Linked DNA regions of Homo sapiens: region 1 is linked to region 2. A link is an interaction called in ENCODE POLR2A ChIA-PET data of the cell type or tissue named here. Cell type or tissue: Panc1. All regions are shown on one strand. Each heading gives the region's core, and the rest is flanking DNA. Links, peaks and the distances in the headings are about the cores only.

Region 1 (6,676 bases), core at 1,097-5,096, 92 kb before region 2:
AACATCTGAAGGAACAAACTCTGGACACACCATCTTTAAGAACTGTAACACTCACCGCGAGAGTCTGCAGCTTCATTCTTGAAGTCAGCGAGACCAAGAACCCACCGGAAGGAACCAATTCCGGACACATAGTGATATAAATGGATCTTTTGTTATTATCTTACAGATATATTTATTAACTTTTAATATTGAACCAGCCTTGTATTTCTGGAACAAATCCTACTTGGTCATTTTACATATATATTAATTATATATATTAATATGTATAAAATATCATTTATATATAATATCATATATATACACACACCACTAGATTCAGTGTGCTAGTATGTAGTTGAGGATTATTGTGTCTAAATTCTTGAGAAGTTGAGAGATAATGATCATTTGGTTGTTTTCCTTCTTTGTGCTATGTGGTTTTGGCATTAGGATACTACTGGCCTCATAAAATGAGTTGGGGCAGAAAGCAGTGTTCATGCCTGTAATCCCAGCACCTTGGTAGGCTAAGGTAGGAGGATCTCTTGAGCCCAGGACTTTGAGACCAGCCTGGGCAACATGGCAAAACCCCAAGTGTACAAAAAAATACAAAAATTGGCTAGGCATGGTGGGGCACACCTGTAGTCCCAGCTACATGGGAGGCTGAAATGGGAGGATTGCTTGAGCTCAGAAGGCAGAGGGTGTAGTGAGCCCAAATCATGCCACTGCACTACAGCCTGGGCAACAAAGTGAGACCCTGTCTCAAAAAAAAAAAAAAAAGGGGTTGGGAAGTGTTTCCTCCACTTCTGTTTTCTCAAAGAGATTATGTAGAATTGGAATTAATACTAATTCTTACTTAAATATTTGGTAGTATTCTCCAGTGAAATAATATGAACCTGGAGATGTCTTTTTAAAATATTTTTAGACTATAGATTCAATTTTTTTGGAATTGTTAGGTTAATTAGATCATGACATTCAGGTTGGATGTTTGGTAGTTTGACTTTTCAGAGGATTTGGTCCATTTCATCTAAATTGCTGTATTTGTATATGCAGAGCTGTTTATAGTGCTTCCTTTATATCATTTTAACAGCTGCATAATGTGTAAAGATATTGCTTGTTTTGTTTTTTATATTGCTAATTTGTGTCTTCTACTTTTTAATATTCATCAGTCTTGCTAGAAGTTTATTCATTTCGTTGATCTTTCCAAATAACCAGCTTTTTGTTTCATTGATTTTCTCTACTTTCTGTTTTCAATTCCAGTGATCTCTGCTCTTTATTATTTCATTTCTTCAATTTGCTTTGGGCCAATTTTGCTAATTTTTCTTCTAGTTTCTTGGGATATAATCTGTATCAATGAATGTTTCATGAGCACTTGAAAAGAATGTGTTTTTCCTTTTCGATGTGTAGTGTTCTGTATATTTCTATTAGATCCTGTTCGTTGGTTGTGTAGTTCTGTCTTCTATATCTTTGATGATCTTCTATCTAGTCCTGCTATCAACTGTTGAGAGAGTGGTGTTAACATCCTCAAATATAATTTTGGATTAGGTTCTATCAATTTTTGCTTCATGTATTTTGAAGTCAGTTTCTATGTCTCCTTTGTGTATTGACCTTTTATCATTATATAATCTCCCTTTGTGCTTGGTAACTTTCTTTTCTCTGACTTCTAGTTTATCTCACATTAATATATCCACTTCTGCTCTTTTTAAATTAATGTGTACATACCTTTTTCCATCTGTTTACTTTCAACCTACTTACATTGTTGTATTTGAAGTTAGTTTGTTGTAGACAACATAAACTTGGCTCATTTTTTAAACCCATAGTGCCAATCTCTTTTAATTGGTGTAATTACATCATTTACATTTAAAGTAATTGTTGATATGTTAGTACTTTAAGTCTTTTTAATTTTTTTTTTTTTTTTTTTTTGAGACACGTTCTTGCTCTGTCACCCAGGCTGGAGTACAGTGGTGCTATCCTGCCTCACTGCAACCTCTGCCTGCCAGGCTCAAGCAATTCTCCTGCCTCAGCCTCCCGAGTAGCTGGGACTACAGGCATGCACCACCATGCCTGGCTAATTTTTTGTATTTTTAGTAGAGACGGGGTTTCACTATGCTGGCCAGGCTGGTCTCGAACTCCTGTCCTGATGTTCGCCCACCTCGGCCTAACAAAGTGCTGGGATTATGGGCATGAGCCATCATGCCCAGCCTATCTTTTTAAATTTTATATGCTGGATATAAATCCCATATCAGATATATAATTTGCAAATATTCTCTCTCATTCTGTATGTTCTCTTTTCATTTTCTTTATTGTGTCCTTTGAAGCACAGAAGTTTTTAATTATGTTGGGAGGCCGAGGTGGGCGGATCACCAGGTCAGGAGATCGAGACCATCCTGGCTAACACAGTGAAACCCCATCTCTACTTAAAATACAAAAAATTAGCTGGGCATGGTGGTGGACACCTGTAGTCCCAGCTACTCAGAAGGATGAGGCAGGAAAATGGCGTGCACCCGGGAGGCGGAGCTTGCAGTGAACCAATATTGGGTCACTGTACTCCAGGCTGGGCGACAGAGCGAGACTCCATCTCAAAAAAAAAAAAAAGTTTTTAATTATGATGCAGTGCAATTGATGTTTTTTTTTCCTTTTATCACTTGTACATTTAATGTCATATCTTAAAAAATCCATTTCCTAAAGCAAGGTCATAAAGAATAACTTCTATACTTTCTTATAAGCATTTCATTGTTTTAGCTCTTACATTTAGGCCTATGATCCATTTTTAGTTAATTTTGCATATGCTGTGAGGTACAGGTCTAACTACGTGATTTTGGATGTGGATACACAATATCCCCAGAATCACTGATAAAATGTAATTGATCTGGCTGGGTGTGGTGGCTTACGCCGGTAATCCCAGCACTTTGGGAGGCTGAGGTGGACAGATCACTTGAGGTCAGGAGTTTGAGATCAGCCTGCCCAACGTGGTGAAATCCCATCTCTACTAAAAACACAAAAGTTAGCTAGGCATGGTGGTGGGTGCCAGTAATCTCAGCTACTGAGGAAGCTGAGGCACGAGAATCGCTTGAACCCAGGAGGCAGAGGTTGCAGTCAGCCAAGATCGCACCACTGCACTCCAGCTTGGGCGACAGAGTGAGGCTCTCAAAAAAGAAAAGAAAAGAAAAAAAAATCCTAAGTATTTAATTTGCTGATGCTATTATAAGTTGAATATTTTTCTTGATTTCATATTACAATGTATTTTGTATATTGACTTTGTCGCCTGCAGTCTTGCTGAATTAACTCATTTGTGCTAATATTTTTCTGTGCAGGGTTCCTTAGGATCTTTTACATACGACAATATGACATCTGCAAATAGAGTTTTACTAGTTTCCATCTAATCTGGGTACCTTTTCTTCATTTTCTGCACTAATTGACATAGAACATCTAGCACAAAGTTGAATAGAAGTAGCAAGAGTGGATATCCTTGTCTTATTCCTAATATTAGGGGGAAGAATTCAGTCTTCCACCATTAGTTATGAAGTTTACTGTAGGTTTTTCATGGATCTTTATCAGTTTGAAAATGTTTCCTTGTATTTCTGGTTAGTTGAGTATTTTAAACATAAAAGGGGGTTGGATTTTACCAAAATCTTATTTTGCATCTGTTGAGGTGATCATGTTAATTTTGTCTTTTATTCTACTGATACAGTGTATTACATGGAATGATTTCATGTATTAAACCAATGTTGCATTCCTGTGATAAATCCCACTTGGTTATGGTATAATCCTTTGTATATGTTGATGGCTTCAGTTTGATAATGTTTTGTTGACATTTTTTACATATATATGAATATATATGTACTGTCTCTAGTTTTATTTTTTGTGATGTCTTTGTCTGGCTTTGTTATGAGGGTAATATTGACCTCACAGAATGAGATGTGAAGTGTTCCCCCCTCCTATTTTTTGAAGAGTTTGTAAAGGATTTTAAACTAGTAAAATTATCAACTTTTCTTTAAATCTTTGGTAGAATTCACTAGTAAAATCATCTGCCCCAAAAATTTCAAGATTGAAATAAATATTGTCCTTTAAATACAAATTTTCAAGTAAAATTTACATTCCAGGAAGTTGTGTTGAGCTTAAAATATGACACACCACTCCCATTTTCATTTCAGAAACATGAATGTAGTTCCTCATTCTTTTGTGAAACGCTATACGTTCTTAGAAAAGGAGCATCATTTTTGAGGTGCCTCTTTCTTCTGGTGTCAAAGACATATGTTCTATTTGTAGTGTAGGATTTCTAGTGGCTTTTCATCAGTACTTTTATCAGTCAAAGTCCAGTTAGGAAAACAGAGAAACACTAAGAATTTAAACACATTACAACAGGAAATTGGAAACAAAGGTACTAAAATATCTAGAAGAACAAAATGATGATGGGAGACAGGGGAGCAAGAAGGAAGTGGAAATAATACCTAGAGATTAGAAACTGCTAATGATCCTGGCCTGGAACACACACCTGATGCTGCACTGTTGGCTGATTCTGGAACACTGAATAAGAACCATTTCACATGGAAAAGTTCTGCTTCAATTTGAAAGTGTGAAATCAGCCGGGTGCGGTGGTTCACACTTGTAATCCCAGCACTTTGGGAGGCCGAGGCGGGCGGATCACGAGGTCAGGAGATCGAGACCATCCTGGCTAACATGGTGAAACCCCGTCTCTACTAAAAATACAAAAAAATTAGCTGGGCATGGTAGAGGGCGCCTGTAGTCCCAGCTGCTTGAGAGGCTGAGGCAGGAGAATGGCGTGAACCCGGGACAGAGAGCTTGCAGTGAGCCGAGATCACGCCATTGCACTCCAGCCTGGGCGAGAGCAAGACTCTGTCTCAAAAAAAAAAAAAAAAAAAAAGTGTGAAATCATCTGACTTCCAATGCCATAACAACAACTACCAGTATTTCCCACTGGTATATGCTAGAAACCAGAAGCTTCTCTTTTCCTTTATTCTTCTGATCTTCTGCCAGTACCAAAGGAGCCAAGGAAATAGAATTTGTAATGTCCCAGCCCTGATCACACACAGCAAAGTATGTAAAGGCAAGTGGGGAAAATCCAAGTGTTTCTGCAGAACATATTCGAAAATAACATTTGATTTTAAAATGCCTTAAACTATAGGAAAAATGATAGAAGATAGTGTCTGTTGGGTGATTTTCTGTTTATTTCAATATTTTAAAGCAAAATAAAATTATCCCCCAAATATAGAAGTATCATTTACTTACAGCTCTCAGTAAAATCAACACAGAGGATTTATAGCTCAACTTGGCAGAGGGTACTACACAGAAATGTCAAACTGCCAGAGCAGAGAATAAACAGGTTTGGTTTGCTTTTTTTTAATATTATGCTCAGGATATTAATTTGTCATATGAAGGAAAAGAGCAAGGAATAAGACTTTCACCATAAAAGTACTCAACCCATTCCAAAGAGGAAAGGGGAAGGATAGGAGATTCATGAAGCATTGAGGGCTATTCCTTAAGTTTTATTTCACATATGTGCCTTAAGCAACTGCCTGTAACCCAGGTCCTCCTAAAATAATTTACAAGACCAGTAAATATGTTCACTTACCTAATATTTCTTTTCTAACTCTGAAATTTACATTCTAAAATTTTCATGCTTATTTAACAAAGATTCCATAATTATTTAAATCTTAGGCCAGGCTCGGTGGCTCATGCCTGTAATCCCAGCACCTTGGGAGGCTGAGGCAGGTGGATCACGAGGTCAGGAGATCGAGACCATCCTGGCTAACATGGTGAAACCCCATCTCTACTAAAAATACCAAAAATTAGGCCGGGCACAGTGGCTCACACCTGTAATCCCAGCACTTTGGGAGGCCGATGCGGGCAGATCACATGAGGTCGGGAGTTCAAGACCAGCCTGACCAGCATGCAGAAATCCCGTCTCTATTAAAAATACAAAATTAGCCAGATGTGTTGGCACATGCCTGTAATCCCGGCTACTTGGGAGGCTGAGGCAGGAGAATCGCTTGAACCCAGGAGGCAGAGGTTGCAGTGAGCTGAGATTTCGCCATAACACTCCAGCCTGGGCAATAAGAGCAAAACTCTGTCTCAAAAAAAAAAAAAAAAAAAATTAGCCGGGCGTAGTGGCATGTGCCTGTAATCCCAGCTGCTCGGGAGGCTGAGGCAGGAGAATCACTTGAACCCGGGAGAAGGAGGTTGCAGTGAGTCGAGATCACGCCACTGCATTCCAGCCTGGGTGACAGAGTGAGACTCCGTCGAAAAAAAACCCAAAAAACTCTTGAATTCATTTTAAGAGGGAAATACATATTATTTTCCTTGGTCAAGCACAGTGGATAACACCTGTAATCCCAGTACTTTGAAAGGCCCAGGTGGGAGGATTGCTTGAGCCCAGGAATTTTAGACCAGCCTGGGCAACACAGAGAGACCCTGTATCTAGAAAAAAAAATTTTTTGAACTTAGCCGGGCATGGGGACATGCACCTATATATAGTCCCAGCTACTCAGGAAGCTGAGATGAGAGGATCACTTGAGCCTGGTAGGTCAAGGCTACAGTGAGCTGTAATTGTGCCACTGCACTCCAGCCTGGGTGACAAAGTGAGATCCTATCTCAAAATACATATATTCTTAAGTAAAATATATATATATATATTTTAGATAAATATGTATGTTTTTCCTTAACAGTTCAACTCTCTGGGCCG
Region 2 (6,676 bases), core at 1,678-5,677:
GATTTTGAGGCAACTTGATATTTACATTTGAGTGATAACTTAGAAAGTGTCTAAAATCCTTGGTGTTTTTTTCATAACCACTTCACACTTTGTAATTGGTAACATTTTATTTGTAAAACTTTTCCCCGCTTCCATTTTCCGTAGACTTGAATTTTCTATGCTTATCACTTTATTTCTCCTTCAGGGTAAAATATTTAAAAATACAGTTCTGTGTGCCTTAGAGCAAGAAAACTCTCAACCACAGAATTTGTCCTTGCCCAGGAAAGTTTTGCTTTCCAGTTAAAGAGAGAGTTTATTTGACCAGGATAGCTCATTTTCCAATAATGGTAGATAACTAATGGTAATAATTTCAGAAATACTTCCTTTCCATAGACAGAACTTTTACTTCCCTTTGGGAAAGCAGGGAAATAGGTCTTTGAACCAGACTGCAGTTTTGGGTAATGGAGCTATATAAGGGAAAGAGATAAGTTAAATATGGGGAATAATATTCAGTGAATGAAAATAATATTTGCAGGAACATTATTTCAAGTGAATCATTTGTTTAAAATTAAATAATCTATTATTTAAGTATATGGCAGTAATTTTTGGCATTTAAAAATTTTATTTAGTTTCACAGTATCCTCTCATTCTTCTACATGCCCGGTAATTTTATGTAGTACTGGTAAAGTACCTATTATTGCACTAAATTAGGTGGTGAGAACATCTGTGATATAAACTTTCATTCTGCCTTTATTGTGTCACTAAACATTTCCATGTTCTAATTAGATTCTTTTATTTTGAAGTTTATTTTAAAAATCTTGCAGGGTACCTTGAATTAACTGAAAATATCCTAGAATGTTGCAAAATCATGTTTGATCATTGTTCCCTCTAGCTTTCTAGTTCTTCAGGAGGCCTTAGATACCTTAAAATCTGTTAATACCATAGAATCAGTTAATACCGTATCATTTTCTAATTTGACAGAACAGGTGATGGGATGGAAGGATGTCTCATAAGTTATACTGTATGAGTTTTGGAAAAGGAGTATGGAATTGCCAATAGATGAAGACATTAAAGTATTGAAAATACTAAATATTTAGATATTTTGCAACTTGTAACATTTGACCACTTTCCTTATTAGTTGCTTATTAGTTTTGTATATCACATTGACCCAAACCTTATTAATCACAATTCATTAAGTAGGTCACCCAGTGCTTTCATTATTCTTTATTCGGTAACCATAGCTGCTGGCAACTGGTGACTTTTTTGGTGGGAGGGAGGGAGGATACAAAGAAAGACGATAACAGATTTGAAATTAAGGGAAAGAATAAAGTTATGACAGTTAAAAGCAGGTCCTATCAAAGATTTATGATGGCAAGTTAGAACATCTTTTTTTTCTTGGAAAAATAACATCAAGTTTTTATTCTTAGATACCATTTTTTAAGATGACAAGCACCCCGCTACTTTTTTTGTCACACTCTAAAATATAATGCATTAGGTCACAATTTATCTGAGTTACACTTCAGTCTCCTTGAGGAGATTTAAGAAAGGTCTTGGTATCTTCAATATTGTAGTTATAAGCCACCTTAGTTGGTAAAGTTTTGAAATACTGTTCTCAAGTTTTTGAAATATATGTGTTTGAGGGGATTACATCCCACTGTGTGTTCAGGTAAGTATTCATTGGAAACACTTTGGTAAAAATGTCACTTGAAGGCCATGTGACTTAAAGTGGAAACCAGATATTGTATTGTAACCTTTATATGTTCTCTGTCAGTTTCTGATACCATTTTATAACTCACATATTAGATATATTTTTAAAGCTATAAAACAAGTTTGTGGCATTCCTTTTGGCTGCGTGATGAGTTATTTTTTTTACTTGCCTACATTCTCCCTCATTAACTATTAAGTAAGTACCTTTTATGTATTAAGTACTGTAGCCACTAGTGACACAAAGTATGTACCTCAGAATACTCTCAGGAAGCATCCTTCCAACTGAGAAAAACAAATGAAAAATTGAAATGATTTGAGGAATGTGTTAAAATGGAACATTATTGCAGTATACTGAGCTGGGATAAATAAAGGGAGTGATTATCTTTACTTGGGGAATCACTTTTAGGTGGAAATATAGAAATTCAGTTTTTAAAAATGATTGGGGATTTACCAGGTTAATGAGGGAGGAAAGAACAATATAGGGGAGAAGCAATAATATAAAATAGCATGGTAAATTTGTGGGACTCTGGTTATTTGGTGTTCTGTATTGATTGTGTAGAGATATCAGACGAGAAGAGATTCAGGATTTAGGTAAGAATTTAAAAAAAGCTTTGGACTTGATCCTTTTGGTAGACAGCTACTGAGAAACCTTAAATTTGAAATGTCCTGATTGGATTATAATCATATCCACATTACTCTAAAGAACAGTATGCTACTAACTGGTGACTGTTGTATTAATTCAGATTATATGTAATGAAGTTTGAACTGTATTAGTAATAGGAGAGGGAAAGATCAGAAGGAAGTAACCATTTTGGAGGGCCATTGCATACGGACCTCCAAATAGTGGTGGAGAAGGAGACTGGGTTGATTTAGAGGTTTTCTGGCATAGATTACAGGGTTGATGATACAATGAATAGTTCAGGGAAAGAAGGAGTAATGGGTTTTACGTGAAGTATGAGTTCAGGATTAAATAATGATTTTGAGAAGCCTATGATAAATCTAGAAATGAGGGGTAAGGGATTGCATTTCTGTTAGGCAATACTAAGGAGTACAGGCATAAGGTCTGAATTAGAGATAGAAATGTGAGATTCATGTCTTGTAGGTTTTAGGAAAGTTGTGAGCAGAAGAATAAAAGATCTCTAACAAATTAATAAAAAGGCAAATAAATAGAAATAATGGGCAAAAAGCTTGCACAGGAACTTCACAAAAGATGATATGCAAATGACCAATAAGCATAAGAAAATGGGGTTTATCTTCGTTAGACATTATAGAAACACAAAATGAAACCACAGTAAGATACCATCCACTAGAATGCCTAAAATAGAAAAAACAAAGAAGAAGTGATACTTGTGGAGCAACTGGAGCTTTCACTGCCTGTGGGAATATACATTTGTACAGCTATTTTAAAAAACTGACAGTATATTCTAAGGTTGAGCAAATGCATACATTATAACTGGTGGTATACTGGTAAACTGTGTGTGTGTGTGTGTGTGTGTGTGTGTGTGTGTGTGTGTGTGTGTGTAAGAGAAAGAGAGTATGATTGATATGTCATGTAGTCCCACCATGGTCAATTTCAAGCTACTGATAGTTTAAAGAACCAACTTGCAAAATAAATGTTTAATCATCAGTGTAGACTGGGCCGCAGCACACCAACCCAACAATTTCATTCCTAGATACATACCCATCAGACATGGGTATGTATTGATCAAAAGACACATGCTAAAATGTTCATAACTACTCTATAGTCATGCCAAAAGCTAGAAATAATCCAAATGTCTATTAAGATTAGAATAGATAAATTGTGGTATATTTATATAATATGTGAAAGGAAAATAGATCTCAGGACCCCAAAATCACTAAGCCAAGGGAAAAGTCAAGCTGGGAACTACATCAGGTAAACCTAACTCCTATATTATTCCTAAATAAGATGGCTGAAAAGATAAAAGAGCTACATACCTCCTTCCCAGTTTGTCCATAAGGAAATTCCTTGTGATCCTTAAGATCTTTACCCTAAAACTAACTTCTGTTGAATTTCACTCTGACATTTAAACCGATAGCTTATGTTCATAGGTGCTGGACAGAAAGCCATCCCTCTGGGCTGGGCGTGGTGGCTCACACCTGTAATCCCAGCACTTTGGGAAGCCAAGGTGGGTGGATCACTTGAGGCCAGGAACTTGAGATCAGCCTGTCCAAAATGGCGAAACTCTGTCTTTACTAAAAATAGAAAAATTAGCTTGGCATGTTGGCATATACCTATAGTCCCAGCTACTCGGGAGGCTTAGGCACGAGAATCACTTCAACCTGGGAGGCTGAGGTTTCAGTGAGTGGAGATAGTGCCCACTGCATTACAGCCTGGGCAACAAAGGAGAGACTGTCTCAAACACCCCTCCCCTGCCCCCAAAAAGCAAGTCATCCCTCTGCTAACTTCAGACAAATGCACATCTGATTACTTCCTCTGCCCTATTGTTTATGTAAAAATGCAGATTCACTGAGCCAGACTAAATTGTGTATTCAGTAGAAGGCTGATGAGGTACTCAAAAGAATGCAACCTTTTGTCTATTATCTACCTGTGACCCGGAAGAACTCCCCTACATCCACCTCCTGCCTCCCCACCACCCTCCCCCACAGAAGTTTAGAGTTGTCCTGCCTTACCTCAGTCAGACCAGTGAACATCTTACACATATTGATTGATGTCCCATGTCTCCCCAAAATGTGTAAAAGTCAAGTCATACCCCGACCACCTTGGGCACATGTGGTCAGAACCTCCTGAGTCTGTGTCTTGAGTGCATTCCTAACCTTGGCAAAATAAATATTCTGAATTGGTTGAGACCTGTCTCAGATATTTTGGGTTCACAAATAGAATACAGCCATGAGAATAATGGACTATTTAGACTCTGATTACACATAACACTAATGGATGCTAATAAAATTGAAACCAGACACACAATATATAGTATTTATATAAAGTTCAAAAGTAATCTCGTGTATTAGAAGTCAAGAAGTTACTTTTACTTGAAGGGTTTTGACTGAAAGGTGACACAGAGGATCTTGTGAGCTTCAGGTTATGTTCTGTTTCTTGATTTGGGTTCCATTTACTAGAATGTATTCACCTTGTGAAAATTCATTGAACTGTAACTTATATTTTATATACTTTTTTGCATATAATCTTATATCAACAAGGATGTTTACATAGGGCAAGAAAAGCTTATGGGCAGAGATGAGATTACTCAGGAGGTAAAAATTAAGAGGAGAAAAGTGACAGAACCTTGGGGAACAGAAAAACCACACACACATTCCTATTTCCCTCCCCATTTTTCTTAGGACCCTTTCCAGCTTTTTGCCTGAAAGCTTTGCAGAAGGTAAGAATAATGCTAAGAATAAAACTTCTGTTAGAGAGTGGGATTGCTCTTGCAGCATTTCTGCATAGAGGCTGTTTCCAAGGGGACACTTGGACTATATTTATTCTTAGATTTTAAAAAAGTTAAGAGTTGGAGAATGAAGAAGCATGTGATGCAAAAGACTACCTAGAGGCAGGAGATGGTGCAAAATACAGAGCAGCATTTTTTCTAAGCTTTCCTATTGTATTGGAGCACAGTAAATATACTGTAATTATGCCATTGTCTCTTAGTGATATATACTGAAATGATATGCTTTGTGAATTATTTGGTTTGAGAAGGAGGGAAAAATGAAAGGAATTCCATACTGATCATTTCCTGAAAGAGTGCTTTTAGAAATGGGGAAGTGGCCAGATGGGACAGCTCACGCCTATAATCCCAGCACTTTGGGAGGCTGAGGTGGGTGGATCATTTGAGGTCAGGAGTTCGAGACCAGCCTGGTTAACATGGTGAAACCCTGCCTCTACTAAAAATATAAAAATTAGCCAGGCGTGGTCATGGGTGCCTGTAGTCTCAGGTAATTGGGAAGCTGAGATAGGAGAATCGTTTGAAGCTGGGAGGCAGAGGTTTCAGTGAGCTGAGAGCTTCACTGTACTCCAGCCTGGGCAACAGGGTGAAATTGTCTCAAAAAAAAAAAAAAAAGAAATGGGGAAGTATTCCCAACTCAACAGAAGGGTCCATTACTACAGCCTATTAACACATAATATTAGAAAAGTGAGTGCCTATTCATCTATACTACCGCATACTTATTTCTGTTTTCCAGAAATGGCGAAAAGTCTTTTGAAGACAGCCTCTCTGTCTGGAAGGACAAAATTGCTACATCAAACAGGATTGTCACTTTATAGTACATCCCATGGATTTTATGAGGAAGAAGTGAAAAAAACACTTCAGCAGTTTCCTGGTGGATCCATTGACCTTCAGAAGGAAGACAATGGCATTGGCATTCTTACTCTGAACAATCCAAGTAGAATGAATGCCTTTTCAGGTATTAGGGATCTTTTTATTCCTAAAGAATGACACTAAATCTAAACTGTTATCACAAGTTTTTTTATCCTTGCTGTGGTGACAGAATGTTTTAAAGTCCTTGTACTCTTGGTAGAACATGAGAAAAATAACAAAAACAACAACTCTGTAATATGAACTAGAAACACTTTAAGTAACTTTTAATGATTATGGATATTTGAATGTTTTCAGAAAACTCATTAATACAGATATTGATAAAAAGGAAATCTAAATTAATCTTGATTATATTTTCCACCGAAATTCATTAACTGTTTAATAACTTCATTTGTTTTCAGCTAATGCTACTAGGAAACAAGGAGAAAGAGGTTTCAAAGAGTTCCTGAAACTAAAGAGAAAAGCCTGTTAATGAAAAGAATTATTTAGCTTAATTTTTTTCTGTGAATTGAAATAAAATCATTGTTAGTTTTTAACCTTTTAATTCCATGGTTACAGAAGAAACACGGCACTTGTCCAGCTGTGGAATCTTCCCTAACTCTTAGATACTGGTGAATGCCTTCTATTTTCTAGTCAACACTCTTAGCATATAAGAATTTTATATTTAAGAGAACTGAAGATGCAGGACATGTGGTACT

Evidence for each region. ChIA-PET counts read pairs that join two places held together with the same protein. Peaks named below come from ENCODE experiments on the same cell type or tissue, not always from the same donor. Only the 100,000 strongest peaks of a DNase experiment are listed, where the experiment ranks them.
Region 1: POLR2A ChIA-PET joins it to region 2 with 8 read pairs; 7 of 35 experiments call an interaction of 5 or more read pairs at or near these places.

Annotation. Positions count from the first base shown.
Region 1 is chr6:127,421,584-127,428,259 of GRCh38, reverse strand. No RefSeq gene overlaps it. Among named protein-coding and RNA genes, the nearest start is that of KIAA0408, 34 kb to the left of the region's middle. In Panc1, for the core only: no CTCF peak of the experiment used is centred there; no DNase peak of the experiment used is centred there; H3K27ac peaks cover 387 bases.
Region 2 is chr6:127,330,199-127,336,874 of GRCh38, reverse strand. ECHDC1 (ethylmalonyl-CoA decarboxylase 1) reads left to right here. Exons shown (of 6, transcript NM_001002030.2): 2 at 5,845-6,066. The coding sequence starts at 5,847. All of the region lies in intron 2 of LOC105377994 (a long non-coding RNA gene), which reads right to left. Among named protein-coding and RNA genes, the nearest start is that of ECHDC1, 10 kb to the left of the region's middle. RefSeq lists enhancers at 3,362-3,911, 3,912-4,462. In Panc1, for the core only: no CTCF peak of the experiment used is centred there; no DNase peak of the experiment used is centred there.